Linked DNA regions of Mus musculus: region 1 is linked to region 2. Evidence: chromatin loops called from intact Hi-C (ENCODE). Cell type or tissue: left cerebral cortex. All regions are shown on one strand.

The links. Peaks named below come from ENCODE experiments on the same cell type or tissue, not always from the same donor. Only the 100,000 strongest peaks of a DNase experiment are listed, where the experiment ranks them.
Region 1: a loop joins it to region 2, with 2.1 times the contacts of the local background. A loop is called at or near these places in 3 of 42 quality-filtered maps.

What each region holds. Positions count from the first base shown.
Region 1 is chr1:172,029,226-172,031,725 of GRCm38, reverse strand. No RefSeq gene overlaps it. Among named protein-coding and RNA genes, the nearest start is that of Vangl2, 3.2 kb to the right of the region's middle. In left cerebral cortex, a CTCF peak has its summit at 954 (motif pointing right); no DNase peak of the experiment used is centred here.
Region 2 is chr1:172,308,579-172,311,078 of GRCm38, reverse strand. No RefSeq gene overlaps it. Among named protein-coding and RNA genes, the nearest start is that of Igsf8, 2.5 kb to the left of the region's middle. In left cerebral cortex, CTCF peaks have their summits at 764 (motif pointing right) and 1,230; DNase peaks (open chromatin) are centred at 834 and 1,232; H3K4me3 peaks cover 386 bases; H3K27ac peaks cover 2,120 bases.

The DNA.
Region 1 (2,500 bases), 280 kb after region 2:
TGCTGCCTTTGGATCCAGAAGTAGAACTCTCAGCTCCTTCTCCAACATCATGTCTGCCTACCAAGACGATAATGGACGATGCTTTTCCTGTATGAGAGCTGCCGTAGTCAAGCTGGCTCTTCACAGTAAAGAAAAGAAAAGAAGAGAAAAGAAAAGAAAAGAAAACAAAAAACCCGCAAAAAGGGGCTGGTGAGATAGCTCAGTGGGTAAGAGCACCCGACTGCTCTTCCGAAGTTCCAGAGTTCAAATCCCAGCAACCACATGGTGGCTCACAACCACCCGTAATGAGATCTGATGCCCTCTTCTGGTGCATCTGAAGACAGCTACAGTGTACTTACATATAATAAATAAATAAGTAAATAAATAAATAAATCTTAAAAAAAAAAAAAACCTAGACAAGAAACTACTCTCACTTCTAGAGCTTGTTAAGTCTTCTCTGATAGACACAGCCTGTGGGAAACCTCTGGGATGTGTGCCTGGCCATCCTTGCTGTCCAAGTCCATGAAGTGGTGAGGAGTTAAACAAGCCTTTACTGAAGGCCTTGATACTAGGAGTCTCCCTCCCCGAACAAGATTCCCGAAAAAACAAAACAAAACAAAACAAAACAAAACAAAACAAAACAAAACAAAACAAAACAAAACAAAACACCAAAAAAACCCCCAGAGGTGCTGAGGCATGGAACAGGGAGGGGCAGGAAGTTTGACTAGAAATTTACTGGGGCACTGTGTTTCTGTGGAGGGATTTCTGTTACCTCATTACTAACTTTTGCGTGAATAGAATTAAGGTTTGAAGAAATAAGTGTCTATGCATTCAACATCCAAGAATGGTAAGCCAGACACGGTGGTATTTGGGAAGCTAAGACAGGAGGCTTTTACTTTTTTTTTTTTTTTTTTAAAGATTTATTTACTTGATGCATGTGAGTACATTGTTGCTCTCCTCAGACACACCAGAAGAGGGCATCGGATCCCATTCCAGATGGATGTGAGTCACCATGTAGTTGTTGGGAATTGGAACTCAGGATCTTTGGAAGAACAGTCAGTGCTCTTAACTGCTGAGCCATCTCTCCAGCTTGGGGTTTTACTTTTAAAAAATTTTATTTTTTATTTTACCTATTCAATTTACATCCCGCTCACTGCCCCTCCCACAATCCTTCCCATACCTCACCCTCCCCTTTTCCTCTCAGCAGGTGAGGGTCCTCCTGGTATTCCCCTACCCTGGCACTTCAAGTCTCTGTGAGGCTAGGTGCATTCTTTCCCACTGAGTCCAGACAAGGCAGTCCAGCTGGAAAAACATATCCCAGGTACAGGCAACAGCTTTTGGGATAGCCCCATTCTGGTTGTTCAGGACTCACATGAAGACCAAGCTGCACATCTATTACATATGTGCAGGGAGGCCTAGGCTCAGCCTGTGTATGCTCTTATGTTGGTAGTTCAGTTTCTGAGAGCTCCAGTGGTCCAGCTTAGTTGACTGTTGGTCTTCCTGTGGAGTTCCTATCCTCTCTGGGGCCTGAAATCCTTCTTCCTGCTCTTCCATAAGAGTCCCTTAAGCTCCATCCACTGTTTGGCTGTGGTTGTCTGCATCTGTCTGAGTCAGCTGCTGGGTGGAGTCTCTCAGGGGACAACCATGGTAAACTCCTGTCTGCAAACATAACAGAGTCTCACTAATAGTATCAGGGATTGGTGCTTGGCCCTGGGATGGGTCTCTGGTTGGGCCGGTTATTGGTTGGCCGTTCCCTCAGTTTCTGCTCCATGCCCTGTCCCTGCATTTCTTGTAGACAGGATAAATTTTGGGTCAAAAGTTTTGTGTGTGTGTGGGGGGGGGGTTGGTGTCTGTATTGTTCCACTAGGGTTCCTGCCTGGCTACAGGAGGTGGCCTCTTCATGTTCCATATCCCCAGTGCTGTGACTCACAACTAAGGACACCCCCATTGAATCTTGGGTGCCTCCCTTATCCCAGATCTCTGTCTCCTCCTGGATATGCCCCCTACCTCCTCACCCCCATCAGTTGCAGATTTCCATTCATTCTCATGGCCATCTGGCCATCCCTGACAGGAGGGTTTTAAATTCTAAACTAGCCTTACTACCAGAAGAGATCTGGACTATGGAATGAAACAAATAAACCCCCAAAGTCCAATTTGTCCCCCTATGTATTCCTTCAGGTTCCTGGCCTCCCTAGTTTCCAACCTCCCTCTGACTCTGCAGGTTTTCCTCAAAGGGAAAATTGTGGTTAGATGCCACCTACCTGGGTGCTCTTCTTCTTCCTAAAGAATTAGGCTAAGTCCTTCAGATCCTGAATGCCTGACCCTTGTCTTTGGGTCTTGGCTTCACTACTCTCTGAGATTTGAAGATGTGTGAAATTCATTCTAAGGGCGAGAGTGGAGGCTTGTTCAGAGAGTTGTTGGATAGGAAGCACTAGAATGATTACATTTAATGTCAGACACCTGTTTAAGGCAGTACTCTCCTTGCAGATGTAACTTCTCAATTACATCTGGTTCTGGGAGG
Region 2 (2,500 bases):
CCCTTTAGCTGGAGGTTGAGTGGATTGAATGACTTTCTGGTACCGGTTTGAAAGTCGGTCATCATCATCATCATCACCATCACCATCACAACATCATGATTATCATCATCATAGCCATTTATGGGATGGTTTCACAATAACACCGCCACCACCTGAAGATATCCTTTCTAAACTTTACAGGTTATTTTACAAGCAAAGTCATTTAACACAAGAGAGACCTGGCCTTTTAAAATAGTTATGTGTCTTGCCCAAGGCCACACAGATTTTAAGGTAACTAAAGTGTTACTTTAAAGCTCAGGTCTGGTGTGCACACCCTAGCACGCAGGAGGCAGAGGCAGATGGATCTCTGTGACTTCCAGGCCAGCCAAAACCACATATATCCTGTCTCAAAACAAACAAAAGAGCAAAACAAAACAAATCCACAAAACCTCAAGTCTGACGGTTCCCATCTTTTCTTGTACTCCACTGTTCACTCTGTTAAGGGCGAAAACTCATTCATGTTGCAGGGTACTGAGCGGGCCAGACCTTGTACTGGATTTTAGTAGTGCCCTAGTCAGCAAGGCTTTCAAGGTCCCCAACTCTCAGGGATATCCTGCGTGTTTTGAATAAACAAGTTAACAGTCAGCACTCGGTATAAGCATATGGGATGGAGTAGGAGGAGCTCTCTTCCAGGAGATTACCTTGTAGCTTGGGACAAAGGGACTCCCGTGCCAGTACACAGGGGTTAGGGGCTGGGCTAGGAGAACGTTTACACACCCCTCCCAAAACTGTGCAGTCCAGCAGTGGCCAGCAGAGGGAGCCCAAAGTCCAGGACTGTCTCACTCCTAAGATGCTTATGTAACTTGGAAAGTTGGGGGAGGGGAGTAAACGCCAGGCACGAGGCTCACCACATGCAGGCACATGGCTCCCCACTGAAACCAAGGGGCTTCACACAGAAAGGTGTTGCGCACACACCCAGCGGGGCAATGCTCAAACACACGCACATGCGGCAAAGGAGGGCCAGATCAACGTCAAAGACTGGAGGACACCCCACACTCACACAGACTTATGCAGTATGGAAACTGGCGTTCTGGGGTGGAGTGAGGCAAAAAGGAAGAGACCTTTCCAGGCAGACTTAAGATTAGACTAAAGCATGGATTGAGAGGAAGCCTGAGACTGTAGAGACGTGGACACTGTTGTGACCATCAAACCAGATCCCCACCCACAGTTCCACGTACTGCCACATGTGGGCAGACTTCAGTCACCAGTCTCGTTCCATGTGGTTATTTAACAACATTCAGCCTCCAGATGGCATGTGTATGAAGCATCTAGATGACAGTAAGGTGTCATGAGTATCGTTAGAGGTAATTAAGACCCAAGGCCTTCCCTGAAACAGTTATAATCTGGCTGAAATGTCATATGCTATAGTCACAGCAAGAGAACAATGCCCCTCAGAGAGAAGCATGTTCAAAGACAAGACTGTTGAGGTGACGTGTTCTGCCCTGTGCAGGCTCTGTAACGTGAACTGATTTCGTTTTCCCAGAACCTGTGAGGTTAGCACTTCTCATCTCTATAGAAACCGAGGCATGGAGGACCTAAGGCGTGTTAGACTCGCTGTCCAGTGTTGGATTTCTTGGAGTCCAAATTCAGATTTGAGCTAGGATCCTCTAGCCTGTTGCGTGGTGAAAGCAAATATCACAGAAAGAAAGAGAAAAGAAATATAAGCCCAGCACACACACACACACACACACACACACACACACACACACACACACAGCTATAGAGACACACTGACAAGCACACCAGCCACTAAGCTAATAAGAAAACGACACAAACACACACATAATGGTATGGTATCCCCTGCCTCCTTAGTATGTGTAAAGTCCAGCTCGGAGGGAGCCTAAGATCCCACACAAGAATGTCTTGTGTCTGTGTGTGTTTACAAAGCCTTCACCTGGATGAACTGATGAACCGAAGGGGAAGTTCTCTCTGCTGAATTGTTGAGCGGTTACAGAAAGGGTCAGAGTCAAAGGAAGAGAAAAACCCTACCCATCACCTGGACCACAACTTCACGCAGGGGATGAAGCAGGTGTGTAAGCAAGCACAAACATGCAAGCATCAAACACACCCAGACACATTCCCACAAAGTGGCCCCCCAAGCATACTCTACCACTTCTTTCTCCCCTGAGCAAGTTGTGTAAAGCCTTATACTGTTCTCTCTCTCTCTCTCTCTCTCTCTCTCTCTCTCTCTCTCTCTCTCTCTCTCTCTCTCTCTCTCTCTCTCTCTCTCTCTCTCTCCCCCCTCTGTGTGTGTGTGTGTGTGTGTGTGTGTGTGTGTGTGTGTGTGCCCTGGTCCCTCCTCTTGCCCTGACAGAGCTCACACTTCTAGTTCTCAAGCCCAGTGCCAAGCGGGCAGCACAGTTGTTCAAGAATAGAGGAGCCACTATACTACTTGGGCCTTGGCATGACCTGGTTCTGACCCACTGAGTGGGCCTAGCCATTGCTTCTCCCAGAGTGAATG